Regions from separate parts of the Mus musculus genome. Here all the other regions are linked to region 1. Evidence: chromatin loops called from intact Hi-C (ENCODE). Cell type or tissue: heart. All regions are shown on one strand. Each heading gives the region's core, and the rest is flanking DNA. Links, peaks and the distances in the headings are about the cores only. Region 1 holds the start of Gm39841 (a long non-coding RNA gene). Region 2 holds the start of Mettl5 (methyltransferase like 5). Region 3 overlaps Ubr3 (ubiquitin protein ligase E3 component n-recognin 3).

Evidence for each region. Peaks named below come from ENCODE experiments on the same cell type or tissue, not always from the same donor. Only the 100,000 strongest peaks of a DNase experiment are listed, where the experiment ranks them.
Region 2: it touches region 1 in a loop (2.6-fold over the local background); 5 of 42 quality-filtered maps call a loop at or near these places.
Region 3: a loop joins it to region 1, with 7 times the contacts of the local background. A loop is called at or near these places in 5 of 42 quality-filtered maps.

Annotation. Positions count from the first base shown.
Region 1 is chr2:69,798,256-69,809,165 of GRCm38, forward strand. Gm39841 (a long non-coding RNA gene) reads left to right here and starts at 3,883. Exons shown (of 3, transcript XR_866401.3): 1 at 3,883-3,983; 2 at 4,574-4,692; 3 at 5,364-6,747. It also overlaps the pseudogene Gm13624. In heart, for the core only: a CTCF peak has its summit at 4,757 (motif pointing right); a DNase peak (open chromatin) is centred at 4,816; H3K4me3 peaks cover 510 bases.
Region 2 is chr2:69,881,342-69,892,251 of GRCm38, forward strand. It overlaps Mettl5 (methyltransferase like 5), which reads right to left and starts at 4,274. Exons shown (of 7, transcript NM_029280.4): 1 at 3,908-4,274; 2 at 1-70. The coding sequence starts at 4,016. In heart, for the core only: CTCF peaks have their summits at 2,753 (motif pointing left) and 4,304 (motif pointing left); a DNase peak (open chromatin) is centred at 4,290; H3K4me3 peaks cover 1,970 bases; H3K27ac peaks cover 1,342 bases.
Region 3 is chr2:69,951,750-69,962,659 of GRCm38, forward strand. Ubr3 (ubiquitin protein ligase E3 component n-recognin 3) reads left to right here. Exons shown (of 39, transcript NM_177783.6): 14 at 992-1,120; 15 at 1,739-1,791; 16 at 1,894-2,027; 17 at 2,527-2,612; 18 at 4,216-4,357; 19 at 7,818-7,914. Among named protein-coding and RNA genes, the nearest start is that of Ubr3, 60 kb to the left of the region's middle. In heart, for the core only: a CTCF peak has its summit at 4,096 (motif pointing left); no DNase peak of the experiment used is centred there.

The DNA.
Region 1 (10,910 bases), core at 1,160-9,159:
AAGCTCACAACCATCTGTACAGCTACAGTGTACTCATACATAAAATAAGTAAATCTTTTTTTTAAAAAGAGAGACTGATGTATGGATATTAGCAAAATACCAGCTGATCTAGGTAATTTTATAAATTTATGCTAAAGCATACGTTCATAATTACTCATAAATATTCAGTACATAAATTAGGGTTTTGTTTTGGCTTGGTTTGGTTGTTTTGGTTTTTTTAATTCTTTTTTGTTCTGTTTTGGTGGGGTTTTTTTTGTTTTTTTTTTTTTTGTTGTTGTTTGTGTGTGTGTGTTCAGGTTTCATCTTTTAATTAGCTCCATAAAGGACATCCTAAACACATCAGACACAACAGAATACTTTTCTTCCAGTATTAAAAAATGACATTCACAAACAATTTAAAGAAGCTCTTCTATATACCAGAATGGTGATCTTTAATAAAAAACATCTCTAAGTAATCATGATCTTGACTCGGATTGCTCATAGGTACATTCAGAAATCACTTTCTGGCCATGATAAGCATTGTTTACAAGGTTTTAAAATGTCCCTAAATACACAACTTTAAAAACTGATTTAGCCTGGCCACTTTTTTCTTTTGGCCAGAAACAATAATCCTGAGTGCCTAAACAAAAATTCTGATAAAAGGAAAAATATTGGGACTGTAACAAATGTCTTAAAATTTGTTTTTAAAAGGGAAAAAAATGTTTAAACAACACATGGAGCTTTCTAAAAGTTCTTTAACAAACTACCTTGGGAGCTCAATTCAAAAATAGGACTTGATGTACTAAAACAGACATTTCAGCGCAGCTCCAAAAATCTTTATAAATACAGCAATTTGCAAGGACGATCCTGGATCAGAAGTCTTATTCCTTGTGTATATTTGTGTGCATGCCCCATCTCAGTTGTCATAATTGTCTCTGTAATTTCCTCCTGAGTAGCAGTCATAGCCACCCTGGCTGCCACTGTAGTCTCTAGACCACCCATACCCATATCCATATTCTCCAGGTTGACTGTCATATCTTCCACTTCCATATCCCTGGTCTCTACCACCTCTAGAGTAACTGTGACCACGCCCACCAAAGGCACCCCCTCTGGATCCCCTGGCAGACTTTCCTGCATGATCAACTCGGATTTGGCGCCCATCCAGGGACTCTCCATTCATGGCTCTCATCGCATCTGAGGCATGCTCTGGGTTTGTGAAGGTGATGAAGCCAAAACCCCAGGATCTTTGAGTCTCCCGGTCCTTGACAACAACCACCTCAGAGATAGGCCCAAAGCTGCTAAAGTAGTTTTCAAGTGCCTGTTCATGGGTGTTGAAGTTGAGCCCTCCCACGAAGAGCTTCCCTTCTTCAGACGACATGGCAGAAGGCAAGTCCTGGAAATTAAAAGTCAGAGGACGGCAGAGACGATGAGCTCGAAGGAACCGGGAGAACAGCTGTTTTGGGTTTTTTTGTTTGGTTTTTTTGTTTGTTTTTTTTGTCTTGTTCTTTTGATACATGGTCTTATGTGTTATCCTGACTGGAACCCACAACAGTTTACCTACTTCTGCCTCCACGTGCTGGGATTATAGGCATATGTAGTCACACTAACATAGTTTTCTTATTCTCCTAAATTCAAGTGCTCAGTATAATGTAATAGGGAAAAGTTGTACTCAAGGTTTTTTTTTCTAAATTCAAAGTAAATCTTTAATAGATCAGATTATACTGAAACACATTACTTATAAATTATGTGTATCAAGGCCAATAAACTATACAACTAAAATTAAAATATAAGTTTAATTTGCAATAAATTGACCAAGTAGTTTAGACTGTATCACTTCTGAGAATGTCTAGACAAACTGAAGCTGAACAAGATGCTACGATCCCTGCTTAACTACCTCAGAGAACTGAGGCGTTGCTAAGGAAATGCAGACATGTGGCTGGGAGCTGTCCCTCTGTGTGTGGCCCATCTTAAATGGTGCTGCCTAATGATTATATCGAACTTCATGTGACCAGAAGAGTTAGTGGAGTGTGGTGCTTGTGCTGGTAAGAATGATGCCAGCAGCCATGCGGTTTTGGAGGTGGATCCTGTCCCACTGTAGTCCCACCTGAGTCCAGCCAAATACCGTGTCAAGCATAGACCTTGAAGCAGAGGACCGAGCCAAGCAGAGCCTGTAAGATAGCAAGGTTTTGCTAAAACACTAACCTTAATGGAATGTTGTTATACAACAATAATATAGGAGGCTTTCAAATGTAAGAAGTGTTGCAGATATGTTGTAGGACATTCAATAAAATAGCCTCACAAAGAGTCATGAGTGAAAACAAGATTCTATTATTATTTGTAGGATCTAAAGATACTAGGGTTTTCAGAGAATTGTCTAAAAATTTTGGCAAAGAATTGAAAAAAAAAGAAGGAAGCTGTGGGACATGGAGAGATGGCTATCAGGTAACAATACCTAATGAGCTAAATTCAGTCTTTAGGATCAAAAGAGAACCAAGTCTGCATTATCCTCTGACCTCCACATGTACCAGATATATCTGTCCACATGCATGTGCACTAGTGTATGAAGAAATTCTATTTAAAGCAAAGTGGAATTCTGCCGTGGCAGTATATGCCTGGAGTTCTAGCACTTGGTATGCTCTGGCAGGGACATGAGGGTAAGACTAGTATAGCTGCTTTGTTGGTTCAAGGCCAGGCTTAGGGTTATCTACACAGTAAGATCATGTCTCAACCAAAGCAAAAAAGTAGAAATACTAGAACTAACAATTACCATGCACCACAAGTACTGTCTGTTGGGTTTTTGTTTTGTTTTGTTTTGTTTTTTGTTTTGTTTTTTGTTTTTTTCTTTTAGATAAGGTCTCCCTCTACAGGCCAGGCTGACCTCAGAATCAATTTTCAGCCTCCCAAGTGCTAGGCTTAAGGTATGTGCAGCTATGCCCAGCTTGGACTTAGGATCTTACAACAGAGCAAGCACAGCTGGAATGAGAGTTTGTGAAGAAAATATTTAGAATAAGAAAGATCCATTAAAAGGCTATAACAGGGAACTGGTCCTCCCTGGAGAGGAGACTGAAGGGGAAGCAGAGTTTATGAGATGACAGAACTTGAAGTTGAAGACAGAGTTGAAGAAGACATGAAACTAGAGGTGCAAGAACTTCAACAAACCAGATGTAGGACCTGACTGTAGTCCCTGCTGCACAGGAAGCTAGAATAGGTTGATGACTTGAGCCCAAGAAGTCTCAGCCAGCCTTGTTAACATAGCAGAAACAAAACAAATCAGTTCTTAGGAGGACAAATAAGACAATTTAGGCTTACAGTGCAACTTGGTAGCAAAATGTATAATTGGCACCTGGGGGCCTTGTCCCCAGCACAAAACAAAACAAAAAACAAAATCATGATCACATAAAACAAAAGTTTCAAAAAGCATAAAAGAGCCAAAGGAATTACTGAAAAAAAACAACAGCTTACTCTGCCTGTCCTTAAATTGCAGGTAGACTTCAACATTGATGCAGACCTAGCGTTTTCTATTTTGAAAGGGATTTAACCACAATCAATCATTTAATAGCTCAGCTCTTTGGGTTGTATAGGTTTCTTTTTTTCATTATGCTTTGCTAGTTTTTAAGTATGAGTCATTTATTGTTGGTCAAGTAACCTCAGAATTTAACAGCTTAGCTTAGTACAGTGGTGTACACCTGTAATTCCAGTACTTGTGAGGTCAAGGCACACACACACACACAGTGGGGGTTGGGGGGGGGGTACAGACAGAGACAGACAGAGACAGAGACAAACAGAGACAGACTTGAGCCCAGAAATTTTAGACCATGCTGACAGCAGTGATACCCTCTCAATGATAACAAAACAAACAACACTTGGAACAATAAACATGACCTATCTGAGTCAGGAGTTCACAAGCAGTTGACTAGATAGTTCTGGCTTGAGATAAAAGTGGTTCCAAATACTGGGCGGTTCTTGAGTCAGATGAAAGACAGGCTGGAGGAGCCTCTTCCAAGGTAGGTCATTCATACCTTTTAGCAAGAGGCCTAATTCCTTCTTCTTTTTTTCTGAATCAGGAAGGCTTAGTTTATCACACATGGTTGGTTGGAGGCTTGCATTTACATAGACAGACATAGGATTCTGCCACCTAAGTATGGGAACTTTAGTTCAGATTGCCCAGGCACCCTTGTAAAAGCTGGTGTGGTTTCATGCATCTTTAATCCCAGCACTGGGAGCATAGACTAGTGAGTCCTTGGAGCTCAATGGCCAGCCAGCTTAGTGGAATCGCTGAGCATTCAGTGAGAGACCATGTCTCAAATCATAAGATGCAGCCGGGCGTGGTGGCACACGCCTTTAATCCCAGCACTCGGGAGGCAGAGGCAGGTGGATTTCTGAGTTCGAGGCCAGCCTAGTCTACAAAGTGAGTTCCAGGACAGCCAGGGCTACACAGAGAAACCCTGTCTCGAAACCCCACCCCTAACCCACCCCCACCCCACCCCCAAAAAATCCTTGTTCTGTATGTGAATGGAAAAGTTGTGTTTGTCTTTCTGAGATTTGCTTATTTCTTTTGACATAGTGATTTCCAGTTTTGTCCATTTTCCTATAGAGGAAGATATTTGATGACACCCTGTTGTTGCCCCGTGTCATGGAGATTCAGCAGCTTTGGATCCGCAGGAACAGTCCTATCACATGCTCCAGCAGTTCATAAATGTGGTAGATACTGGGGTGAGTCATCTCAAAACCCTAGATCTGGGCTTGGTGGTAGCTGGGTTGGCCCACCCACCACCAGGGGGAGCCCTTCTGCACCGCCCCAGCTAGATCTCTCAATGCAGCAACTGTCAAAGGTCAGAGCCAGCTCTCCTGCTCTCATACTACTCTCATACTCTGGGCTGGCTCACCCAAGCCCCTGTCTCCAGGGTCAGCTCTACTGTACTGGCCAGGCAAGGTACAGGGCCCGCTCTCCCAAGTGCTGCAGCTGCTTAAAGGCAGGGCCAGTTCTCAAGCCTCACGCCCTTAGGCCACGCCCATACCACCAGGGCCAGCTCTACTGTGCTGCCCACGCTAGGTGCATGGCCTTCTCTTCAAAATGCTGCAGCCAGCAAGGGGGTGGATTAGTGCTGTGAGGTGCCTCCCCAGGAGCAGCTGCAGCACCTCCTCTCCAGCCTCAGCCAGTGGCCACCTTGAAGAACCACTGCAGGAACTGCCATGGTGGCTGCACCACCTCTCTAGCTTCCCAGAGTGACTTCATGGGAATGGTGCCTCAGGCAAAGTTGCCTGCTGCCCTGGCAGTCTTTCTGTTCTCACCCATGGGCTCGATGTAGGAAAGGGGGGGGGGGGGGGGGGGAGACGGACACAAAACACCACCATCAACAAAAATAACACCAGTCTCTGTGCAGGAAAACTCACCAAGCCCGAGCTCCTCGAGCTGAAGACTTGAAATCCCACCGATCCCTACGCTGGAAATCTTTGCCCTGGAAAACTTTGCCCCCTGAGAATTTCTATGCCTACTGCTTGATTCGCAGCTGCTTCTCCCTGGAGCAGAGGCAGACTCTCTCCAGGACTTTTCCCTCCCAATAAATGTATGTGAGGTTTGCTGTGCTGTGTGACGTTGTAGAGCTGCAACACCTTCCCTGGAGCAAAGCTGAGCAGAAGTCTTACACTTTTGCTGGGGAAACCCTTCCTTCCCCAGGGGAGCAGAGCTGCCACGCTTCCTTCCGTAAGGGATGCGGTTCTCAGCAGCGCTGCGCAGTTTTCAGTTGGTTATCTCCAAAGCCACCTCTCTTCATAGTGGGAAACGGGAGAGAAAGAGCAGCAGAAAGTTGTGGCAAACTGTGGCAAAACTGAGTTGTGCAGAGGCTTTTTAATTCCATGGAAACCACTCGCTAAAGTTCTTGATATTCTTCCCTGCACCAGTGGAGCCTTGTTCAGAAGGTCCCTGCCTCTGCCTGTATCTTGACCTGTTCCTCCTCCCTCCCCACAACCTTGTTAGCTTCAAAGTTTCAAGCTTTACTCAAGATCTTTGATCCATTTTGACTTGACTTTTATACCGGGTGAGAAATAAAGACGTAGTTCCCTGTGTCTACAGTCGGACTCCAGTGTCTACAGGCAGACTCCAGTTTCCTCACTAGCTGTTTTGAAGAGACTATTTCTTCTCCAATATGTTTGCTGGCTTTGTTGTTGTCTGTTTTTGGTTTGGGGGCATCTTTTTTTAAAAGAGAAAAGATAACTACAGCTGTGTGGGCTTATTTGTTTGTTTGTTTGTTTGTTTGTTTGTTTTACACAAGGCATGTAGCCCTGGCTCCTGGAACTCTCAATATAGACCAGGTTATCCTTAAACTTACACAGGTATGCCTTGCCTCTGCCCCCATTAATGCAGGAATTATAGATGTGTGCCACCACACTCAGGCTCTATTTCTATTCCTTTGTTGCTATTTCCACTGCAGAGACTGGGCCCTTCCCCCAGCCTTGAGGGGGCTAGTTCAGACCTTGTTTGCCACAGTCTGCTAGCTCACCTAGAGTGGAGTCTTCCGACCTAGGTGAAGTTTATTGTCCTGTCACATCTGCAGCTTCCTGCAAGAAGCCACTACCTGCTGAGCAGCTGAGCTTGTCTTTCTGACAAGATACTGACAAACTGACAGCAACGATAAGATACTGGCAGAGCAGCCGGGCGTGGTGGCGCACGCCTTTAATCCCAGCACTTGGGAGGCAGAGGCAGGCGGATTTCTGAGTTCGAGGCCAGCCTGGTCTACAGAGTGAGTTCCAGGACAGCCAGCGTTACACAGAGAAACCCTGTCTCAAAAAAAAAAAAAAAAAAAAAAAAGAAAAAAAAAAGATACTGGCAGAGTATCTCCCCTCTTTATATTCAGACCTTAGAATTAAAACATTGAGCCTTGATCAGAGAACTTTTGTCTTGGCTTGTTATTTCTCTTGCTGTCCTTCCCATCCATCCCCAGCTTTCCTTTCAGGAACCCAGAAACCCATGGCGGCTGGCAGCTACAGGTGGCACCCGAATGAGGGACCTGAATATAGAAAGACCAACTGAGGGACACTGTCTTAGTGGAGCACAGAAAATGGAAAAAGATGGTATCCTGCATGGTGGTAAGCAACATACAGCATTAATTGTTTGCGCTATAAATTTCATTTTTTGAAGGCTGTTGATTGCAAGAGTGCAAAAAGGATACAGGCTAGACTAAGTCAGCTTCGGCCCAACGCTGATATCAGCTAGGGGTTGACAGTGGAAAATGGGACTGGAAAATTCTAAACAGGCAGTAAGTACTGCATCAGGTGGGAGGAGTAAGACATAAGATAAATAAAATAAAATAAAATAAAATGAGCAAAAAACAAAAACAAGCAGGGCAGTGGTGATGCATGCCTTTGATCCCAGCACTTAGGAGGTAAAGGCAGGCTGATTTCTGAGTTCCAGGCCAGTCTGGTCTACAGAGTGAGTTCCAGGACAGCCAGGGCTATACAGAGAAACCCTGTCTCAAAAAATAAAACAAAACAAAAAACAACAACAAGAACAAAAAAGGGAGATGCTAGATATACAAGTGACATGAGAGAGAGAGATCAAGAGAGAAGGAAAATTGATTTCAAGAGTTCTCCTAAGGACAGAAGGAAATCAGGAGATGTCCTTAGTTCTGGTTACATCAGGTCCCCTACCCTCTCAGTATTATCTGTCCTTGGTGCACCAATCTGTCCATGTGTCAATTTGTGTCTGTTTTTGTTTTGCTGTCTGAATGACTATTGTTCTATGTTTCATGTTGAAAAGAAAAAATGGTTAAAACTTTATCTCTTGATTCCGCTGTCTCAGTCTGCACTGTGGAGGCTGATTTAAGTTGCCCCTCACCCTTAGCCAGGAGTCAAGCACAGCAGAAGAGGCCCTGCTGAAAAGCTGCTTTTAAGAGGGGTCAGCAGCTTCTTATGTTCTAAGGCAAATAAGCTGATAGCTGTTTTTTCCTAGAAAAATCTCTGCAATTGTGATTATTGGGTTCAGCAAGTGACAAAGTGCTTTTCTCTTGAAATTATACCTAGAAAAGTAAAAACTCTTTGTTTAGGGCTGGAGAGATGGCTCAGTGGTTAAGAGCACCAACTGCTCTTCCAGAGGTTCTGAGTTCAATTCCCATGTGGTTACATGGGTGCCTCACAACCATCTGTAATGGGATCTAAAGTCCTCTTCTGGAGTGTCTAAAGACAGCTACAGTGTACTTACACATAATAAATAATCTTTTTTAAAAATTCTTTGTTTGATCTAAATTTACAACCACTTCATTTGGTTTCTGACTGGTCTTAAAGGGGTGAATATGCTCTGCATGTCTTGGTCATAGAGTATTGTTAGCTTATAAGTTATTGGGTATGATTAAAAAGGTGTAACATTGGGAACAAGAAAGTTAGCTTTAAAATGGTTACTCGGGGTTGGAATCATTTTAAACAACAACACGTGGCATGAACCAGACCAGGAAACCAGGCCTCTAAAGATACTTCTAAATTGGGATAATATTTTATGTAATTCTTATCCTAGAAACTAGACTTAAAATGGATAAAATTTAAAACAATGTCTCTTTAATGAAGCATTAAAAGATGTACTGTCATGCATTCATATGTAAGAATTGGGAGCCAAACGTTATAAGGTAAAAGTGATGCTTTTTATATTGATTTTAAAGAGGATGGACTGTTTAAAATTGGGTTTTGCTTTCTAAAAGTTACGGTTATGCTGTAATATTGCAAAAGAAACTTAAAATTTATGGTTAAATTGCCAGTGTTCCATTGGCTGCAGTTTGTAGTTTGATCACAAGCTCAGGATTCTTAACTCACCCATATTTTGTAATTAGGATTATAAAAGTAATAAAAATTAAAAACCAGCTGAGGCCAGTATGGGCCCGCTGCCCGCTTTACACTAACTTTCTTGGATACCGTGGTTGAAGTAAAATTTAATCCCCGCAAGGTTGGAAAGGAGATCTCAGTGAGAATGTATTTGGTATCAGACAGGCTCCTGATGAACTGTTTCAAGGAGTTTGTGGATGTGCTACTCAAACAGCTAGTAGAATTTCGGAGATTCTCAAGCAGGGGTTCCTCCTTTTTCACACAGTTGTCTTATGAGAACACTGATGTAGCTCACTGCGGCCATCCAAAGCAAAGACAGACTTACCGGATATAGTTGTCCTTGTACAGAAATTGGACCCTCATACAATCAGAGTCTAGCTATGGTTGCTGCCTTGCAGGGAACTACAGTACAAGTAATGCTCTCACAGTGCCAAGGTTATAAGGAATGCTCTAAGTATAAATCATCTTAGGAAAGACTGTCCAAAAATTAAATGCATAGACAGACATTAGGATTGTTCCCCTGGAATCTTTCCTCACTGCAGGAGGGGAAATCTTTGGGCCAGGACTCAGGCAGTAGGCTCAGATTAAGAAATATTTACATTTGAGTTAATGCAAAGCTCAGAGCAGCCTAAGCAAGGCTTATGTGGCATTTCTCTTCTTTTGCAAACCCTGCTTAGGGAAGTTTTGGGGGCCTTGCCTCTCTTTGCCTCTGGGGAATTATTTTTAAGCCAAAACAGCATTATTACAGACCTATCCAGGTGCTGTTCAAAATAAAGTTTAAACTTAAGATTTAAGAAAGGTCAATGTAGCCTGGTGTGGTGGCACACACCTTAAATCCCAGCACTTGGGAGGCAGAGGCAGGCGAATTTCTGAGTTCGAGGCCAGCCTGGTCTACAGAGTGAGTTTCAGGACAGCCAGGGCTATACAGAGAAACCCTGTCTCGGGAAACAAACAAACAAACAAACAAAAACAAAAAACAAAAAAAAAATCAAACAAAAAAAGAAAAGAAAGGTCAATGAGGCTGTAAAACTTGTAGAGACATTACAATCTGAACTGCCTACGCATATAGAATTATTATGGATTTGGAAGGTTGTTTTTTCCTTTGCATCCTAATAATTGTAAAGGGATGCTTCTAGTGAGTTTATACATTGAAAGGTTTTGCCTCTAGTAATGGCTAATAGCCTTAATATACATAAAATGTCTCTGCCTCAATACAAGAAGCTAGGACTTTGAATTTTTCAGTGTATATTGTTTATTATATGGAGAGTATTTTATTAGCTTATTCCTCTGAAGGGAAATTTACTACAAACCTTTGCTCTTATACAGTGATCTTTAAAGTTTTGGGGAGCAATTATTGCTCCAGAAAAGATTCAGAGGCAGTATATTTTTCAATATTTGGGGCCTCAGTTATATCCTAGAAAAGTTGTAGCAAAGAAAATTCAAGAAAGAAAAGATGATTTATTTACTTCAATTTATTTTCAAAAGCTCCCAGGAGAAGTTAATTGGCTAAGACCTTGCCTTAAGCTCACCACAGGAGGACTTAAGCCTTTGTTGGATGTTGTCAAGGGGGATGCAAATTAACTGGTGAGAGACAAATAGCTTTGCAGAAAGTAGAGGAAGCTTCTGTAATCAATTGTTAGCTGTTTATTTTAGTTATTGTTACTCAATGTGCCCATTGCAATTCTTTGGCAAAAGAGAGCATTAATGTTGATTCATCCTTCTTCATCTCCAAGTTTTAACATCCTGTTATGAAGCTGCTGTGATGTTAATAAAGAATTGTAGGATAGAATCATGAAAGTATTTTGAAAAGAATGTCTTAAGAACCTGATGAGACACCTATTCCTTGTTTCAAACAGCAAGTAAATGGGCTATTAAAGAATACTGATATTTGGCATATTGCATAACAAATATTTTAGGCAAAATTGATAGTCATTATCCAAAAGACCAGACAAGTTGTTAAAATTTGCTTGTTTTCATGCTTTTGTATTTCCTGTAAATTTATGCATGCACCCCCCCCAAAGAATACATGTACTGTATTTATAAACAGCCTTTCTGTGGGAGAGACATATATGTAATTGGATCACATATTTATTCTTTTGAGTTTCCTCCTGCTTCAGCACAGA
Region 2 (10,910 bases), core at 981-8,980, 83 kb after region 1:
CATCCTAGATCTGCAACCGCTTTGTTTTCAATGTCATCGTATGTGTTATGGATTGTATAAAGCATGCATGCTAAAACCAAACAGAAGAGCATTAGGGCATACGTTAGGAAGCTTCCTATTAGGATCTTATGCAGTGGGCTCTAAAGTAATCTGCAGTAGCGCCAGATTATTTCTTTTCCAGTTTTTTTTTTTTTAGATTTATTTATTTATTCATTATATGTAAGTACACTGTAGCTGTCCTCAGATACTCCAGAAGAGGGCATCAGATTTCGTTACGGATGGTTGTGAGCCACCATGTGGTTGCTGGGATTTGAACTCTGGACCTTCGGAAGAGCAGTTGGCGCTCTTAACCACTGAGCCATCTCGCCAGCCCTCAAGTTTTTTTTTAAGGCATTTTTTTTTATTAGATAGTTTCTTCATTTATATTTCAAATGCTATCCCCAAAGCCCCCTATACCCTCTCCCCCCGCCCTGCTCCCCAAGCCACCCACTCCTGCTGCCTGGCCCTGGTGTTCGCCTGTACTGGGGCATATGATTTTCGCAATACCAGTGACTTCTCCTCCCATTGATGGCCGACTAGGCCATCCTCTGCTACATATGCAACTAGAGACACAGTTCTGGGGGGTTACTGGTTAGTCCATATTATTGTTCCACCTATAGGGTTGCAGACCCCTTTAGCTCCTTGGGTACTTTCTCTAGCTCCTTCATTAGGGGCCTCCAGTTTATTTTTTTAAAGATACAATGTAATAATTGGTATTTAGGAAGAGGCACCACAAAGGAAAATAATGTACACCAGTGGTTGCCAAATAATATGGGGCTATGTCCAGTTTCTGTTGACAATTTCAAGAGTAACAAAACTGTCCAAAACATGTGGTCTACAAAGATACATAGATGCAGTGTTCCCTTTGATGTTGAGATATTTTTATGAGAGATTAAATTTTATTAACTATTAAATAAGTCTGTCATTCTAAGCCAGAATATAAGCTAAGCAACTCTATCATATCTCCAAAACTTTTGAAGTTTTACTGATCTGGGGCTAGCAGCATGGCTCTCAAGAAGAAAAAGTGCTCAATGCCAAACCTAACAACCCAAGTTCAATCTCCAGGACCCATATAATGGAAGTAAAATAACCAATCCTACAAGTTTTCCTCGGACCGCTGATTGAAGGCTGAGACTTGTGCAATAAATAATAAACAACTGGACAGAGAACACTAACAAAAGGACACAGAATTTATTTGCAATGTTTGTCATCATCATACAGGTATCACAGACTTCTACATCCATGATATAGACTTAGAGATAATCTTTTTCAATTTTATTTTATATGTATTATTATTTTTATGTTTTGCCTGCATGGATGTATACCATGTGTCTGGTGCCCTCAGAGGCCAGAAGAGGGTATAAGATACCTCCAGGGATTGGAGTTACAGACCACTGTGGGTGCTGGGAATTGACCCCAGGTCCTCTGGAATAGCAGCTGCTGCTCCTAACTGCTGAGCCATCTCCCAACCCAAACTTAGACGTACTATCAATAAATACACATATTCATAATCTACAACAGAGACCTGATAACAGAACAAATAATTAGAGCAGAAGTAGCTGAGATCACATAGTTCTCAAAAACAAGACTCTCATATACACATTTTCTTAAACATGGAATAACACCAGCAAGTTTTCTTTGTGCATATCTGAACAAGAAAGACTCATAGCCATCACTAATGTCTGAGAATCCAGAACATTTATTTATAACAACCACTGAGATGGCTTAGCGGGTAAGAGCACTGCCTGCTCTTCCAAAGGTCCTGAGTTCAAATCCCAGCAACCACATGGTGGCTCACAACCACCAGTAATGAGATCTGATGCCCTCTTTTGGTGTGTCTGAAGACAGTTACAGTGTACTTAAGTATGATAATAAATCTTTAAAAAAAAAAACAAAAAAAAACAGCAAACAAAAATCCTATAGGGCTGGAGAGTTAGCTCACTGGGTTAGGAGCAGAGGGCCTGGATGTGATTCCTAGCATCCACATGTTGGTTCACAAACACCTGTAACCCAGGGGAAACAATACCCCCTTCTGAACTCCACAGGCACCAAGCACATATGTGGTACACACATATATACACATGCAGGAAAAACACATACACATAAAATAATAAATCTCTCTCTCTCTTTTTTTTTTTTTTTTTTTTGGTTTTTCAAGACAGGATTTCTTTGTATAGCCCTGGCTGTCCTGGAACTCACTTTGTAGACCAGGAGGCTGGCCTCGAACTCAGAAATCCGCCTGCCTCTGCCTCCCGAGTGCTGGGATTAAAGGTGTGCGCCACCACACCCGGTTAATAAATCTCATTTTTAAACCAACTCTGGGATAGTTAATTACTGTTGCAGGTACTTTGAAACTCATGTCGTGCACATTAGAAACTAGGTATGAAAGAACTGATTATGTATGTATGTATTTGTTTGCTTGTTTATTTTGAGACAGTGTCTGGTTATATAACCCTAGTTGGCCTGGCTATATGGTCCAGGCTGGTCTTGAATTCACAATGATCTACCTGCCTCTGCCTCCCAAGTGCAGGAATTAAAGGAATGTTCCAGCATACCTGGCCTCTACTTTTAATCTTTTAAAAATTAGGTTTTGGGGCCGGAGAGATGGCTCAGTGGTTAAGAGCACTGACTGCTCTTAAGGTCCTGAGTTCAATTCCCAGAAACCACATGGTGGCTCACAACCATCCATAACGAGATCTGGCGCCCTCTTCTGGAGTGTCTGAAGACAGCTACAGCATACTTACATACAATAAATAAATAAATCTTTAAAAGAAAATTAGGTTTCATTACAAACCTTACAACCAGAAGCTGTAAAAAGTCACAATGAGAAAACCAGGGACTTGTGTGGTAGTAGCTGGCTCAGTGTGTACTGTACTTACCCAGAAAGCATTAGAACCTGAGCTCATATACCCAGCAGCCATGTAAAAGGTCAGGTGTTCATGATTATAAACCCAGTGCTAGGAACACAGGACAGAAGGATCTCTGAGGCTTGCTGGTCAGCCAGTTTAGGTGAATGGGTAAGCTCTAAATACAGTAAGACCCTGGCTCAAACGTATGGAGAGCAACTGAGAAAAACACCCTATGTTGACCTCTACCCTCCATACACACAAGACACACGAACATACACACGCTAAATACATAGCAGACTAGTCTTAATCTGAACACAGTTCATTGCAAATCTGATTGGTGATATGACACTATTTTAGAATGAAAACCCATGGAGATTACATTGGCAGCTTACACACAGCCATTTTGGAACTGAAAGAGATTCCCTCTTGCAGGTACTCCCAACCAAAAGAACTTTACCAAGTCTTCCCTGCTACTCTGCTAAGGGTGTTACATATGAATGGATTCTGCTCTATTCTCTCCTACATTCTCAGTATCAATCTCTGGCACCAAGCAAGAGGTCATTTGTGAAGAAACGCTTCCTCAACTGTCCACAACCTGAAACTCGATTTCTAGTATTTGTCTCTAGGGCAGAAATACGTAACACGGGAAATACATGTCCTTGACTTCAGTACGAAGTTATCTGTATTAAGCAAATGTTTAATGAGCTCCTAACTAGTACATGACTCTCTAGACACCGAAAAGACTAACAAATTCCTTGCTCCTGAGAATTTACAGTGTGTTGAGAGAAACAAACAAACAAACAAACAAACAAGCTGTCTGATAATGCTAATGGACACTCAGAAAAAACAGTAAAATGAGTGGTTGGGTTCGGAGTGTCTACGCTGCAGTGTCAGAAAACTACTTTGTCTAAAGGTATGGTATGTCTCCAGAACTTCCTTATATCCAAATCGCTACTTATTTTCATCATGAACTGGACAGGATCAAGCCCCAAGAGGGCACGATGAACCAGCCGCCCTACCTGCAATGTGCGGCCTGGTGGGATACTGTTCTAGAAGTAACTTGGGCTTTTCGAATCCATCCACTTCTTGCAGGCGACTCTCTAGTTCCTTAAGCTTTAACTTCTTCATCGTTTTCTCTGTATTTTAAAGTTTGGGCTCCTGGGGCTTCACAGCACGGGAGCTGCAGGGAAGTCTACCTAACCCGAAACTCCCCAGCGGTGCAGGGTGGGGGTGGGGTGGAGGGTCGGGGACAGACTATTTAGGACTCAGCGAGGGGATCCCACGAGCCTCGCGGGGATCGCCGCCCGTGGAACCCAGACGCTCCAGGAAAGCACTCGTATGCCTCTAGCTGGTCCTCGCGGTCCCTCCCCGCAGTGCCGGAAGTACCGACACGCATGCACGCCCTCTGCCGGGCGCCGAGCTGCAACCTCTGCCGGGCTCCCTGGTTCCGACGAGGACCAGAGTGGTTTTTTTGGTCCGCGTGGGCGCCATCGGAAGAAGCGGTCTTCATCGGCGATCACAAACCAGCCTCCACCAAGCCCGGGAACGCCAGCTTTGTCTTGAGTATCTATAGACCTGCAAGGGATGGGGAGAGAGTTGAAGGCAATATGGGACACCAGGCCCGTGTCCACCCACGCCTCAGAAAGTAGCGGTCTACACCCACCTCTGCGTCCTTCTCCAGTCGAATGCTCGGCTTTAATCTTCCCGTCCTCGTTTTCTGAGGCTTCGAGTTTCTTAGCACTTACGGATGTCAGTGAAGCAAGAAGAAACGTCAAAAGAGATTTGAAAAGAAAGAATATTGCCGGCATGGGTAGTGTACATTTTAGTTCCTCATTCAGGAGGATCTCTGTGAGTTTGAGGATGGCCTGGTTTACAAAGTGAGTTCCAGACCAGCCAGGGCTACACAATGAACAGAGAATATGGTTGTGGTGTCAAACGTAGGAAACACTATGAAACTTGTTATTCTGAAAACAGAAGTTGTGGATTGTGGGGAAAAAATGGAAGTAGGCACATAGCAGCAAATTTTAAAAATAATTATAATTATGAAAAGAAGACTTAAGGTGACCAATGCCTAGTAAGCTCGAATGACTTTATTATTGCCATTAATAGTCGTATTTTATTTGAGCCCAGGGCTTTGTGCATGCCTGGCAAGCGACTACTGAACTGCATTCCTAATACCATTGCCACCATCACCATCATCAAGATATAAAGAGACAAGAGCATGTCTAATAATAAAATGTAGAGAATAGAAAGTGTTTAAAACACAGGAGTGGAGGTGATGGTGACTTAACACTTATAAGATATGCTGAAGAGACAATGACAGGTGAATCTCTGTGAGTTCCAAAGCCAGTCTAGTTCATGTAGAGAGTTCTAGACCAGTCAAGACTACATAGACCCTATCTCCCTGTCTTAAAAAAAAAAAAAAAAAAAAAAAAGCAGGCAAGATACAAGATACCCTGAAACCCACAAAGGAGAGAACTGATTCCTGAAGTTTATCTTCCAACCTTCCCCACACAGAAAATAATAAATCAAATAAAAATTTAAAATAAGAAAAAAGTATGTTCTTTTAAAACAAAGAAAAGGTCTTGGCCAGGCCATTAAGATCACGCTGTTCTTCCAGAGGACCTGTCTTCAGTCCATAAGGATGGCTAACAACCATCTCTAACTGCAGTTGTAGGGGATCTGATGTCCTCCTCTGGCCTCTGAAGGCACTGCATGCGTGCGGTGCACAAGCATACATGCAGGCAAACCACAGATACACATTTTAAAAATTCTTAAAGACAAAGAAAATATTGGATGCATTTACAATCTTGTTTGTTTGTTTGTTTGCGTGTTTATATTGAGACAAGGCTTTGCTACAAGTCCATAGCTAGGATGGCCCCAAACTCACAGAGAACTGCCTGCCTCTGCGTCAGTGCTGGGATTAAAGGTATCTACCACCATTCAGGGCACAGCTCCCCAATCTTGAGGGGTCAGGATCCAGTACTTAAATACAAGATTGCCCTCAATAGGATGATTTCTCTTTTTATTATTTTTAAAGGAGTAGAGAGCTGATGAAGTTGAGAATGTATCTAAGATTATTTTCTATGAAAAGTACATTTCACAGTTACCAGAATGAAATGAGTTACTATATATAAAATCTTTAGCACATTGAGCTAGTACATTAAGCTCTTTTTCTTGTACCAAATGTCTTGCTAATATTAGTTGGTGATGTGTTATCTGTTGGTAAGAAAGGATGGATGGATGAAACTAGTTAGGTCCCTCTCCTCTTTCCCTCTCCCTCTCCCTCTCCCTCTCCCTCTCCCTCCCCCTCTCCCTCTCTGCCCCCTCTCTCTGCCCCCTCTCTCTCCCCCCTCTCTCCCCCCTGTCTCCCCCTCTCCCCAAAAAACAAAAACAAAAAAGAATTTTATGTGTATAGGTGTTTAGCCTGTGTTATGTCTCTGTACCATTTGCATGCCTGGTGCCTGCAAAGTTCAGAAGAATGCATTAGGTTCCCTGGAACAGGAGTTGTAAGCTACCACGTGGATACTGAGAATTGAACCTGGGTCCTTTTGAAGATCAGCCAGTGCTCTTAACTACTAAGCCATTTCTACAATTGCAGCATCTACTTTAAATATATAATTCCTTCCTCTAAACAGGTCACCATGTACTTGGAGAAACTAAAAAATCAAACATTTGAAAAATTCAGGAGCAACCAATAGCATCTCTTCAACATATCTAAAACTTAAATAAATGTTGAAAAAGTTTTCTAAAAAAATGCAAGTTTAAATATTATTATGAAAATAATCTTGATTTTTATAGACTTCTTGAAAGTACTTTGGAAAGAAAAAGAAAAGAAAGAAAGAAAGAAAGAAAGAAAGAAGAGAAAGAAGAAGAAAGGAAGGAAGAAAGAAAGAAAGAAAGAAAGAAAGAAGAAAGAAAGAAAGAAAGAAAGAAAGAAAGAAAGAGGAAGGAAGGAAGAAAGAAAAGGAAGGAAGGAAGGAAGGAAGGAAGGAAGGAAGAAAGAAAGAAAGAAAGAAGAAAGAAAGAAAGAAAGAAAGAAAGAAAGAAAGAGGAAGGAAGGAAGAAAGAAAAGGAAGGAAGGAAGGAAGGAAGGAAGGAAGAAAGAAAGAAAGAAAGAAAGAAAGAAAGAAGAGAAAGAAGAAGAAAGGAAGGAAGAAAGAAAGAAAGAAAGAAAGAAAGAAGAAAGAAAGAAAGAAAGAAAGAAAGAGGAAGGAAGGAAGAAAGAAAAGGAAGGAAGGAAGGAAGGAAGGAAGGAAGAAAGAAAGAAAGAAAGAAGAAAGAAAGAAAGAAAGAAAGAAAGAAAGAGGAAGGAAGGAAGAAAGAAAAGGAAGGAAGGAAGGAAGGAAGGAAGGAAGAAAGAAAGAAAGAAAGAAAGAAAGAAAGAAAGAAAGAAAGAAAGAAAGAAAGAACAGGATTCCGCTAAGGTCTGATGACCTGATGACCTTACTTTAAGAATTTGTTACTGCCCCGGTGGTGGTGGTGGCGCACGCCTTTAATCCCAGCATTCGGGAGGCAGAGGCAGGCGGTTTTCTGAGTTTGAGGCCAGTCTGGTCTACAAAGTGAGTTCCAGGACAGCCAGGGCTATACAGAGAAGCTCTGTCTCGGAAAACTAAAACAAACAAACAGACAAACCCAAAACCCGAACCTGAAGGTCTGAAGTCACAGTGGCGGTAATAGCATCCTTTTTACCTTTTTAGATAATTACAATGGATACCATGCTTCTAGAAGTCTACAAGGTCCCAGTTAGAAGCACTGTATTCTATCTGATGGTGGCTATGGAATTTTGTCACACATCCAGTGTCCCTCCTTCCACCCCTGGTTTCTGGGAACCATCACCTTAGGTTAATGTGGAGAGCTTTTTGGGACTGCTTGGTAGGAATTTGACTTTGGGCCAGGACAAGGAAGTAGGCTCGGGAAGGAATCTGATTTTAGGCTAGAACAAAGAAGTAGGCTTCAGGCAAAAATGTGACTTTGGGCTAAGACCGGGAAGTAGGCTCAGATATCTTGGTCATCTTGAGAAGCCCTTAGAAACAGCAATCTCAGGACTCTGTTTATTGCCTTGCTAGTTCCTTGACTATTTGTGTTTATTGTCTTGCTTGTTCCTTAACCTTGACCTTACTACTTGCATGTAAATAAAATGGTGTAAAAGCAGACTGGGAGAAAATAAACCCTCCTCAGCCTTAGAACTGGCTGGGATCATGCTACAATGTTGTCTAATTGATTTTTCTTTTTAACCTTTGCTCTTGCCCTGGAGAACCTGTTGACTGACTTGAGCTGGCTTGGTCAGGTTTATACAATTTGTGTACAAAAATATGAATCTTGGAAGATCATCATGGGCAATCCTTCCAGAATTCTGGTTATGTGTCAAAATAAATTAAAAACACCTGCTGAAGGACAGCCAAGCGTTTACAACAGTGTGAAAGAGCAATGCACAAGATAGCCAGACCTCTTTCAACCTGTTACCTGGTGTTAGAAATGATCTGAACATAATTAAAACATGCCCTGTCCTTGTATATCACCAGTAAAGCATTTCACATTCATCAGTTAAAAGTGATATGTAATTTAAAGTTTTCTCAATATTTCTCTTAATGGATCACCAAATGATAACCCAAATAAGGGACTGGAGAAATGGTTTCAGGACAGCGGGCTTCATAGAGAAACCCTGCCTGGAAAAAACAAAATAAAATAAGTAAAGACACACAATAACTAAAGCCAGTGAGAGCCCAGCACCCAGCTTTAGAGAGGTGGGAGCAGGAGCAGTAGGAACTTGGGGCTATACTTGGCTACATATGGGATTTAAAATCAGGGAGGACTTCTGTAATACCTCATCTTAAAACAACAAAACAAACAACAACAAAACAAAAAGAATAAAAAAACCAAAACCCCCAAACAAACAAATGTTTCCTGGAAAGCTGGGAGTCTCCTGAGTCACTGTAGATTGTAAAATATTTCCACCTCTTTGCTGCTTTCTTGTTCCTCTGTTGTCTCACTCTGTAGCCCAGGTTGACTTAGAACTATCTTTTCTCCAGCTTCAGTCTCTTATAATGCCGGTGTTGTAGGGATGTGCACAATGCCTGGCTTTTTCTTATGAAATGTCAGTTTATCACCTGGAGAGATGGCTCAGAGGTTAAGAGCACTGATTGCTCTTCCATAGGTCTTGAGTTCAATTCCCAGCCACCACATGGTGGCTCACAACCATCCATAATGAGGTCTGGTTCTTTCTTCTGGCATACATTCAGGCAGAACATATATAATAAGTAAGTAAATGTTAAAAAAACAAAATACCCCCATCAGTTTATCATATAGCCTTGGGCCTAAGAGAAATTAAAGTAAATAAGTCTCTTTTAGAAAAAAATAAGAGAGCAAAAACCCTTCAGTTTTACATCATAAGTAAATAAATCTTAAAAAAAAAACAAAAAAATTCTATCAGTTTATCATACAGCCCTGTGCCTAAGAGAAATTAAAACTTATTTTTATACCAAGACTTATAGATGAGTATTTGTAACTATCTTATTCGTAGTTTCTTCAAATTTGAAACGACTCAAAGTCTTTTTTTCCCCCAAAAGAGTATTTTTATTGATTATTTGGTAATTTCTATCATGCATCCTGATCACACTCACTTCGCAGTACTCCCAGTCTGTCTCTCCACCCTTGTGACCTTTCCCTCAAACAAAATAAGGAGCAAGGGTGGGGAGAGAGGGAGGAGGAGGAGGAGAGAAGAGGAAGGAACAGTTTTGTTGCCCATATACTCGCTTGAGCATGGCCAAACTCCCAGCGGCCAGCCCCTTAAAGAAACCTGAGTCATCCTTCCCCACCCGCTAGAAGCCATCGGCTGTGGAGAGCAGTTCCAGGGGGTTGTAAACTGCCTGTGTTAGGGAACTGAACCTGAGTCCCCTGGAAGAGTGACAGGTGTTTTTTTGTTTTTTGTTTTTTCTTTTTCGAGACAGGGTTTCTCTTTTTGTTTTTGTTTTTGTTTTCGAGACAGGGTTTCTCTGTATAGCCCTGGCTGTCCTGGAACTCACTTTGTAGACCAGGCTGGCATCGAACTCAGAAATCTGCCTGCCTCTGCCTCCCGAGTGCTGGGAATAAAGGCGTGTGCCACCACGCCCGGCTGTGACGGGTGTTCTTAACCTCTGAGATATCTCTTAAGCCTCCCTACCTTCCCCTTCTTTTAGGTTTTTTTTGAGAAGCAAACTTGTTCTGTAGTCTAAGCTGGCCTTGAATTCGTGGGCTCCTCTTGTATCAACCTCCCAAGTGCTGGGATTACAGTTGTATATTACCATACCTGGCTTGCGGGGGTGGGTGGGGGAGGTCCCCTGTCTCTGTCTGTCTCTCATTCTCTTTCTGAGATAGGGTCTATGTGGCCTAGAAATTGTGACTTTCCTGCCTCACTGTCCCAAATGCTGGATTACAAACATGAGTTATGACTCCCAGTGCAAACTATTCTTACTCTTTGCTAGGACCCAGGGCTTCAAGTATGCTAAGCAAAGGGTCACTCTTGTGATATTACACACATGTTGCCTCTCAAATACAAATAAAACAACACAGAAAAAGATAAAAGTTATAACAGAGATAAACACAGTTCTTTCCAAAATTAATATAAAGGTCCTTAACAGAATGTTTGCATTTATTGGAGCTCTGTCCATTACAAGAGGAGGAAAAAACCCATTTTAAGTCTAAAAAGAGAAGTATACTCAACCGTCCAGAGGAGAAAGAAGAGCTGTCTGTAGGCACCCTTGTCTGTGCCCTTGGTATACGTCAGTCCCTCTCTCTCAATATAGCCTCTGAACACGGGTTTCTCTTAACCCCAGCTCTGTGCTGGATTCTCCACAACTTTGCAACACAGCTGAAGGGTCTCTTGTTTGCCAGGTCCACTTAGAACCCCTGGGAAGAAGTGACCATCCTAGCTGGCATCCAGTGTCCCTCTCTCAGCAAAGGAGTTAGCCATGGAGAACATCACAGCAATACTGACGTCTCAGTTTCTGTCTGTCCTCCAAATCCGGATCATCTCCCTTCTGT
Region 3 (10,910 bases), core at 967-8,966, 150 kb after region 1:
AACAATTTCTCTAGTCTGATTTTTTTAAAATTTTATTTCCACTTATTTGTAAGATGGGTTTTCTAGGTTGAATGTTGATTAGGTTGAATTAAAGACTTTGACCAATTAGACTTGCTTTATGCTCACTTCTTTTAAACATTATGTATGGTTTTTGTTTTTGGTAGGGCTGGGATTGAAGGAAAAATAGAATGAAAAGGAAGCACTGCATTTTCCAAAAAGATTTCATTGAAGTTTTTATAAATATATCCAGAAGCCATAGTGGAAAACTAGCTCCTTTATACACTTTGAAGAAGAGACCTATATGAAATATAGTCATTAGTTTGGATATTTTTTTAAACATAAACCTATATTAGTGGTACAGAGGCCAATTTGAGGTGCATAGTGGTTTTTGTCATCAGTCTAGGATCTATCTCTATCTCTCCATATTGAGGCCCTGTCCTAAAAACAAAAGCAAAAAAATGTATATTTAGCTGGGCAGTGGTGGTGCACGCCTTTAATCCCAGCATTTGGGAGGCAGAGGCAGGCAGATTTCTGAGTTTGAGTTCCAGGACAGCCAGGGTTATACAGAGAAACCCTGTTTTGAAAAACCAAACAAAAAACAAAAAAAAAAAAAAAAAAAGATTTGCCATCCAGACTCAGAGGAAGTCGGGCATATAAAACCGAGGAGAGATAACCAGCCATGTAGCAGGACATAGATGGGATAATTGAGTTACAAGCTAGTCTGGGAACAAGCCTAGATTAAGGTCTAGGCATTTGTTAAATAAAATACAAGCCTCCATCCAAGTGGATATTAAGGAACTGGGGCACTGGAAAAGCAAGAAGTTACTCAAACAAACAAACAAACAAACAAGTATATTTAAATTGAGTATCTAATGCTGAGCAGAATGCTTAGCTCATATTATGATTAAGTAAAAATATTTAAATGATTGCTTAATACAATATGATTTTATTGAATTTAGATGATATATTTTCTAATTCATCTTTTCATTAGGCTAGTCTTGCTGAAATTCACAGTAACATGTGGGTAAGAAATGGTCTGCAAATCAAAGGACAAGCCATGACCTATGTCCAGTCTCATTTCTGTAACTCCATGATTGACCCAGACATTTACTTACTACAGGTGAGCCAGCTGCTGCGCTTTGGGAGTGTCTCGGTGTGCATGGTATCTTAATTTCAGAGGTGACAGTGGGCATGGGAGACGTCAGCTCACGAGAAAGAATGTAGTACTTCTATTTCCCAGGGGAAGGGTGCTGTAGCATATGGGCCACGGCCATATGGTTTTAGTCAAATTTTAGTCAGGAAGCAGAAACAGGAGCCAGGAGAAAGCCCCGGCTAGCACCCGGCTAACACTCGTTTTGAGAGTTTCTGTAGGAAAGGCAAGAGAGAACAGAGGAAGAACTCTAAATAGTTCTGTCAGGCTTTGTGGCATAGGGGCTGTACCTCATTGTGCTATGCTCAGCCTTAGATTCATTAAGGGCTGGGGAAATGCTATAATTGTGTGGCAGTTAGGTAAAGTGGGTGGATGCTTGTGTGGGGCTTTGTTCCTAAGTAAGTTTTCTATTATTTGGAATTCACTCTCCACAGTTATTATTAATATCTTTTACTAGTCTTTGAGTCTTTCTTTTTGTGTGGCTCATGGCTTGTGGAAGTAGAAGAAGATACAGAAAAATCTAAAAGCAAGACTAATACAAAGCAAAGCTGAATGTGAGAGATAAAACTTTGCTTGTGTCTTTTAAAGGTCTGTGCTTCTAGACTTGACCCAGACTACTTTATATCATCTGTCTTTGAAAGGTAAGTGTATGCTTATTAAGACAGACAGGTAGGAAGTATATGGAATTTAACTCAGTTTTGCTTTATTTTCTAAAAATGTATTTGCGCTATCCCCTCTTGTAGATTTAAGGTGGTGGACTTACTGACCATGGCTTCACAGCACCACAACATGGTGCTCGATGTGGAGCACGAGCGGTCGATGCTAGAGGGTGCTCTCACGTTCCTCGTGATTCTTTTGAGTCTTCGTTTACACCTAGGTAATCTACTAATAAATACTGTCATTAGTACTGTTTCTTTCTCTTCCCCCCAGCCCCCTGCTAGTACCTTGTTTATTGAAAAAGAAAAAGGATGTGGATATATTTGAGTGTACTTTTGTTGTTGTTGTTTTCGAGACAGGGTTTCTCTGTGTAGCCCTGGCTGTCCTGGAACTCACTCTGTAGACCAGGCTGGCCTTGAACTCAGAAATCCTCCTGCCTCTGCCTCCCGAGTGCTGGGATTTAAGGCATGCGCCACCACTGCCCGGTGTTTGAATGTATTTTTAAAATCTTGACACGTACAACTAATAGTTTTAGGTTTAGAATAGTCTTCAGAAAATCCTTTGCTTACAGGAGCTACAGTATAAAGGCAGAGACTCTGCTGTCAATTCGCGGTTTTCACTCTTAAGACACTTCACATTTTGTAGAACATCTTAATAAAACATGTGGTGATTTCTTTATAATGTCTCTCTCCAGGTTAATTGTGTTTTTATAATTTTAGGGATGTCTGACGATGACATTCTCAGGGCAGAGATGGTGGCCCAGCTGTGTATGAACGACAGGACACATAGCTCTTTGCTTGACCTCATATCCTTTCAAAGTGTCATTTTGTGCTTGTGTTAATTACGTTTGTAGATTAAAAATATCTCAATTTAAAAGATATTTTTTTCAACTTGCAAATGTGTAGGATAAGTTGTTTGCTGAGGGATGTGTTCAGGGCAGGTTGTGTGCTTGGCCGTCTCTCACTGTCTCTCAGGAAGATTTTCTTAGACTTCAGGGTTGACCGTTCTGGACACATAGGACCTGCGCCTCTCATAGCAGCATTAGGGAGAGGAAGCTGGGCATTTTGTAAATGGGACCCCTGTCATTTTTCCTTATGTAGCGAGGCTGGAGTACATAGAGCTTAGAGTCTTTATAATTACCACTATTAGGGGTTTAAATATTCCCAAAATTTTTGTTAGACTCAGTCTTAAAGAATTTTCAAGTTTATGGATTATCCTCTACCTACTGGAGGTATGGTCCCTGAGATAGAGCTGAATATTCAGTAGTAGTTTTTTTTTTAAAAATTAAAAAAGTATTTATTTTACATGTATGGGTATTTGTATGCATGCATGTTATGTGCACCACATACATGCCTGGTCCTGGCAGAGGTTAGAAGAAGGCGTTGTAACCCCTGGAACTGGATTTGATGGTTATGAATCACTGTGTGGGTATTGGGAACCAAACTTAGGTCTTCTGCAAGAGCTGTCACTGCTTTTACCCACTGGACTATCTATCCAGCCCCGCCCCCTTAAATACATTAATTTTTTTTTTATGCAGACATTTTTGAGGTAGGATCTCGCTGTATAGCCCTGCTTGGTCTGGAACTTACAGTGTGGACCGGCCTTGAACTTGGCTTAATCCTCCTGCTTCTGCCTGCCAAATACTGCCATTATAGGCTGATCATAGTGGCAAGGTAATGAAACCTTAAAATCTTAGTGTTAGTGTATGGTGAAAATATCTAACAAAATTTAGTATGTCGGTATCATTTAGAAAATATTTGTTTTCTTAACGACTTGAAGATTTTGTAGCATCAGTTCAGTACTGCGTGGTAGCAAGCCCCAACCGCATCGCAGTGATACGGGTTAAACCCATCCTCAGCCTCCTTTGACTATTTCTTCAAACAGCTAGCAAAAACATTTTCTAAAATTTGATTTAGTTTAAGAATTACATGCCTTAATATGAACTAGGACAGAGTATTTGTGGCTTGGTGCTTTCCCTTTGTGTGAACCCACTTGTTTTTATTTGCTTTTAGAAATTTTGCTTTTAGAAAAGTAGTCTTTACTCCTACACATCTGTGCTGGGTTTTTGTATATTCTTTCTGGTTTTCTGAACAAGGGTACAGTATATTTATACAGTGATGAAAATGGACATAATGGAAATTGTTTTCCTTTCATTTAATGGAATTCGATCAATTTATTTTGGGGAAAGTATACTTAGGGCCACCTCATCATATAATTTATTTGGCTCATATATTTAAAACCACAATAAGGTTCATACTGAACTGTTATGTCACCCTCTTGTGGCCAACATTATACATTACAGCCAGTCATTTTCTATTTTGGTAAAATGAATTTGAACTGAGTAATTTGTAGACGTTGATGCTGGTGCTAGTCATTAATATTGTTTGTTTTCTTGACACATACATTATATCCCAGAAAATCCCAACCCCAAAAGTGGCATTATTCCTGGAAGTTATAGCTTTGAATCAGTTTTATCTGCTGTAGCGGACTTTAGGGCTCCCATTTTTGAACCTGGAGGCTCTATGCAACAAGGCATGTACACTCCCAAAGGTATGTCTCTATACAGAAATGTATTCTTGCCTGTAGTTTCACAAAGAAAATACTTTGTTTTTGTTCTTTGTACATTTATTTATTAGTGTGTGTGTGTAGGTGCGGGTGTGGGTGAAGCCAGAGGTCACCCTGGATCTGCCTTCGTTCCTCGGGTGTCATCACCTTGTCCTTTGCAGCAGGGTCTCTCCCTGAAACTGGAGCTTACTCAATAGGCTAACTGTGGCCAGACAGCCCCAGGGATTTGCCTGTCCACACCTCCTCAGCTCTGGAATTATATGTACAGGCCACCATGCCTTTCTTTTTTATGTGGCTCTTGGGTGGAACTTCGGTCCTTGTACTTTAAAACCAAGTCCTTCCCTGACTTTCCCCCTTTAATAGTTATCTTGTATTAATCCAGTTTTGGCATTCTTCTGCCAAATTTCTTTTCTTTCTTTCTTTCTTTTTTTTTTTTTTTTTTTTTTTGCTTTTTTCGAGACAGGGTTTCTCTGTATAGCCCTGGCTGTCATGGAACGCACTCTGTAGACCAGGCTGGCCTTGAACTCAGAAATCCGCCTGCCTTTGCCTCCCAAGTGCTAGGATTAAAGGCGTGCGCCACCATCGCCTGGCTTCTGCCAAATTTCTTATAAATTTATGTTTTTCTTAGTATTAATTCTATTTAGCAAGTAGATGCTGGTCTATGAGTTCAAGGCCAGCCCAGTCTAGCTAGTTCCAGGACAGTCAGGGCCATGTAATTAAGATAACTTGTCTCAAACAACAACAACAGAAAGTATTTATGTTACACTATGGCCTTCTTAAATTACTAAATTACAAAAACAACTTTAGAAACTCTAATTCATTTCTGTAAGTGACCACTAACCATAAATGAATCATAAATTTTAAAACAATATTATCTTTCTTAATTCAGTTAGAAAGTTCCCTCCCTCCCTCCCTCCCTCCCTCCCTCCCTCCAACCCTTCTTTCTTGCCTCCCTCCCTCCTCTCTTCCCTTCTTCCCTCCTCTCTGTCTTTGTCACTCTCTTTCTCATTTATTCATTCATTGTATTGTTTTTTCAAAGACAAGATCTTACTATGTAACCTTGGCTGTCCTGAAACTTGTGTCTACCAAACTGACCTCCCACTCAAAGAGATCTACCTACTCTGTCTCCCAAGTGCTAGGATGAATGGCATTTCCCACCACGCCCAGCCCACTGTCTAAATTTTATTCTGAGATAGTTTAAAGTCTGTTAGGATGCCAGTAGCACTTACAGCTGTGTTTAAAGACACAGAAGCCTTCTCTTGTATGGTTGCTTTTCTAAGGTTTTTCTCCTATATTTATAGATGATTTTACTGACAAGAGTGAGAAATTGGTGAGATTTTGATTGACAGAAACTTAAGTTTTTGAAGGGGTTGAATAAAATTTGTGCATGTTGCTTGGTCCTCTACCTTATTTTCTAAATGAAAGTCCAGTATGTGTTTTGAAGTTATATACTGTTTTTGGCAAAGGATAGAAGAAAAGTATTATTTCCAGTGACATTTTTAATTAGGAATAATACACTCTCTGGGTGTAATGTACACCATTAAAGAGAAAGGGGAGTACATCTGTATTATGTACAGAACAGGCTGTTCCTGAAATCTAGATGAACTTGAATGGATTGGTGTTCCTGTGTGGTGTGAGGCTTAATGAAGTACTGCAGCCTCACCAGTAGGCTTGCCCACTAGCCAGTGCCTCAGCCTCGCTGCTCTCAGCATCACCAGATTAGGTTAAGTCTGGGAACTGCTTGATAAACAAGCTCTGTAGATGGTTGCTGTGCACAGTAAAGTTCAAGGCAGACTAGGTCTGTAGTCAATAGTTTCCTGTGCTGGAAGCTAAAACAAGCATAAGCTGTGTTCTGTGTTCGTAAATGGTAAGGATTTTGCTAGAGGGAGTGAGAACAGAAAAAATACTTTAAAAATTTTATTATTTTTTTATTTTTGTGTGCATTAGTGTTGTGGCTTCATGTATGTTTGTATAAGGGTGTCAGATCTTGGAGTTACACACAGTTGTGAGTTCACATGTGGGTGCTGGGAATTGAACCCGGGTCCTTCTGGAGAGCAGTGCTCTTTAGCAGTGCTCTCTAAGCCATTTCTTCAGTCTCAGAACAAAAAATTAACCTAGGGAAAGAGATACTGGCTCTAAAATTATCCTCAGGTCATCTTTTAGTATTTTATTTTCCACTTAAAACATTTTGAAATTAAAATATAATTACTTTTCCTCTCTCCATTCCCTCTTTTTAGTCACACATGAATATATAAATACAAATTGTTTAGTCTGTTGAGTGTTACCTGTATTGTGATTTCAGAGCTGACCAATTATTTTCTGAGGCAGAATCTTACTATGTAACCCTGGCCTGGAACTTCCTATGTAGACTTCATTGGCCTCAAACCCACATAGATCTTTTGTTTCTGTCTCATGAGCCACCACATGGGACATATTTTAAAATTATTATAAGAATTTTATGAGTATTTGCCTACCATGTATATATACTTGCCATATATGTGTGCTAGATGTGTGCCACATGTATGTCAGGTCCCTTTGGAAGTCAGAAGAGGACCTCAGATCTTCTGGAACTAGAGTTATAGTAACTGAGTGAGCATCAAGTGGGTGCTGGGTATTGAACCCAGGGCTCTCTAGAGGAGCAGCCTGTGTTTTTAACTGCTGAGCAATCTTTCCAGCCCTTCAGGCCCCCTTTTAGATATCTGTTCCATCTAAGTTATCATCTGTAATATTTCATACTTAGGATTTTGCAGATTTTTTCCCAGTGGGTTAATTTTTTAAAATGTCACTTCAACCTAACATGATTATTAATGAGGTTATAAATTTTATATTTATCATATATATTAAATCTTAAAATTACATGTTGAAAATAATTGTATAAATACTAAAAGAAAATGATGTATAGAAACTTAATATTTAAAACTATCCTCTATTTAACCAATTGTATATATACAGTAATAGGATTGTAACTCATAATTGTACAGAAGGAAGGGGAATCATGATTAACTTTTAGTTGAGAAGTAGAAAGCAACCATTTATAAAGTGGCCCGGAAAATCAGCTGACTAGTACATTTTAAATTTAGGTTTTGTAATTTTACAATTGAATCATTTTAAAGGTACTCTTTTTCTTTCTAATATGTACCCTACTTACCAAGAAAATAAGAAAAAAATATCTTTAAACCCAATAGCAATGATCTAAACTTTATAGTGAGGCATTGTTTTCTGTTATGAAACTTTTGTTTGTGGAGGCTTGAAGAACCTAAGAGAACATTTTCTTTTTTTAACTGAGTAAAAGTGACCACAGCATCCAGGTCTTTCTAAGGCAAATTGAATAAGTTTAACTTCCAATTTTTTAATTTAAATGTTCTCAATAGTACAACAAATAATTTAAGATTGGTTTTATTCCTAAGAAGACAGATTTCTATTTCTGCTTTCTTTTGTCTGATAGCTGAAGTCTGGGATCAGGAGTTTGATCCTGTCATGGTCATTCTTCGAACCGTTTACCGCCGAGACGTGCAGTCTGCAATGGACAGATACACAGCATTGTGAGTCTAACACGCTGACTAGTGTCATTACAGAGTAATTGGGGTTTCTGTAGAGACGTTTTAGTTATAACACATGATATGGTCATTTAACAGTTTAGACACATACACGGGCTAGTTGGTTGCCCTGGACACATGGGTAGCAGAGGTCTGCCTTGTATGGCCTTGATGGCAGAGGATGCTCTTAATCCTGTGAAAACTTGATGCCCCAGGGAAGAGGGGTGCTGCTGGGGATGAGGTGGGGTGGGCAGGTGAAGCACCCTCTCTAGGTGGGGTGTGTGCGAAGAACTTGCGAAGAAGGGACCAGGAAAAGGGGCAACTTTTGGAATGTAAATAAATAAAATAATTTAATAAAGGTTAAAAAAAACTAGATTATTTTCTCAGGATCTTTATAAAATTTTGTTATTAAGCTAGATGAAGTATGTCATCTTGTAATCCCAGCAACTCCAGGAAGTTCTTGAGTTCAAGGCCAGCCTGGGCTGTACAGTGAGATCTCTGTTCAAGAAACAAAGCAAACTTTGCTATTGACCTGATAAAGTAACTATCATGAAATATGATTACTAAATTAAAAAAAGAAAAACCTAGTTGCTCTTTGATCAGTCAGGTTTGAAACTTGACTTTATGTCGCTCTGCTTTGGAATGAGTAGAGGAATCACAGATATAAAACAAAGAGCATGATATCAGGGGATGGATTTCTATACAAAGGGTGAAAATATTGCTCACCTTGACAGTTGAGAATGGAGTAAAATGAACTTTACTTATATGCAACAATATTGTAAAACACCGGTTACAGGAAAAATAGTGCTCTTGAGAAAGTCTTTATTCAGATAATATTCAAATAGCTGTTAATGTGGGTTTATAGTTGTTAGGTGGACCTGAAACTTTCTTTCCACCAGGATTTTTAAATACTAGAATGAATGAATGTTCACGTTAGCACGCATCATAGACTGTACTTAAAAAACAAAGAAACTTTCTACAAACAAAACAAAATTCCCTAAAACAACAAATCCAGACTTAGCTCAGAGGCCCAGAGGGCCATCACATCTCTGCCTTTGTCTAGAATCCTGAAGGAGGCACTTGGAGGTCCCCTTTTTCTGTTTACTTGGCCACTTCCTTTTTCATATTTTCTGTTCTTTTGTGCCACTTCGTTTGATTGTAGGTGTTTATTTACTTCTTTGTTCCTTGAGGGAAGATGTTTTTCCTTCTATATTTTTTCTTTTTGCCTGCCTGCCTGCCTGCCTGCCTGCCTCCCTCCCTCCCTCCCTCCCTCCCTCCCTTCCTCCCTCCCTCCCTTCCTTTTTCTGAGACAGTGTCTCTGTATGGTCCTAGCTGCCCTGAAACTTACTCTGTAGACCAGGCTGTCCTGGAACTCAGATCTGCCTGCCTCTGCCCACTGAGTGCTGGGACTAAAGGTGTGTGCCACCACCGCCTGGCTTGCTTCTTTCTCATCCTCAGAATCTATGGCGGCTCTCTTCTAGTAGACATTCACCTAGTCGTTATTTGTTGGGTAAGTAAATTGAATAGTTCATGTTGAAAAATTGAAACATGCCAGGCATGGTTGCGCACACCTTTTATCCCATAACTCAGGAAGCTGAGACAGGCAGATAGATCTCTGTGAGTTTGAGTTCAGCCTGGTCTACATAGTGAGATTCTGTCTCAAAGAATAACCAAACAAAATCAAAAGAGAAAGGAAAAAGAAAAAGAAATCTAAAGATGCAAAATTGATGTTTTTGCTCCTAATTTCTTCTCTCTGTCTGCATCCCTCCCTTTTCTCTTCTCTCCTCCCCTCCCTTCCCTTCTGATACCCTCCCTCTCTCCCCCCTCCCTTCCATCCTTCCTTTCCAGACAGGGTTTCAAAATATAGAACAGGCTGGCCTGAAATTTACAGATCCTAATTCTGAGTAGTTTGTTTCTTTTGTTTAGAGAAAATTTCTCAGCAGTCACAGTCTTTGTTACCCAGGGAGTTTGGCATTCCCTAAAGAGTGGTAGAGTTGCTGCCGACATCTGATCCCCACAGTCTTGTTATCTTGACTCAGGTTACCAGTGCAGAGGAACGCATAGGTACACACTGACTTTAACTTTGTCTATGAAAGAATAATATGTCATTAGCTATGTAGGTCTGAGTACTTTATTGATAACTACTTTATACAATCCAATAAAATCACATTCCCTAATCTGTTTCTAAACAATATTTTTCTATTTTCCTATTTAATTCTTTGATTTACACATTCCTTCTATTTACCATTTTAGTTCCCGTCCCTCCCACCCCTCCTGTGTGTATATGTGTGTGTGTGTGTGTGTATGTGTGTGCACGCGCGTGCCTGCATATCTGACACAGGCATATCTGTTTTCCTTAGTCATCTCTCCATCTTACTTTTTTTTTTCTTAAAAAGATTTATTTATTTATTATATGTAAGTACACTGTAGCTGACTTCAGACACACCAGAAGAGGGCATCAGATCTCATTACAGATGGTTGTGAGTCACCATGTGGTTCCTGGGATTTGAACTCAGGACCTTTGGAAGAGTAGTCCGTGCTCTTGACCACTGAGCTATCTCTCCAGCCCTCCATCTTACTTTTGAGATAGTATCCATTTACTGAGCTTAGACCTGGTTGTTTTATTGCCTAGAGAGCCTCCTGGGATCTGCTGTCTCTGTCCCCCAGGGCTGCAGTTATGAGAGTGCACTACTGCTCCTGGCTTTTATCTGGGATATAGGAGCCAAACTCAGGTTCTCATGTGTGCAGCCTGTTACAGTACAACTGGTTTTGCTGGGTTAGTGATGCTCATTTTACACCCCTTCCCCTCATCCCTGAGATAATGTACTTTTTTTTTTTTTGAGACAGGGTTTCTCTGTGTAGCCCTGGCTGTCCTGGAACTCACTTTGTAGACCAGGCTTGCCTCGAACTCAGAAATCCGCCTCCCTCTGCCTCCCAAGTGCTGGGATTAAAGGCGTGCACCACCACCACCCAACAATGTACTCATTCTTGAGATACATTAC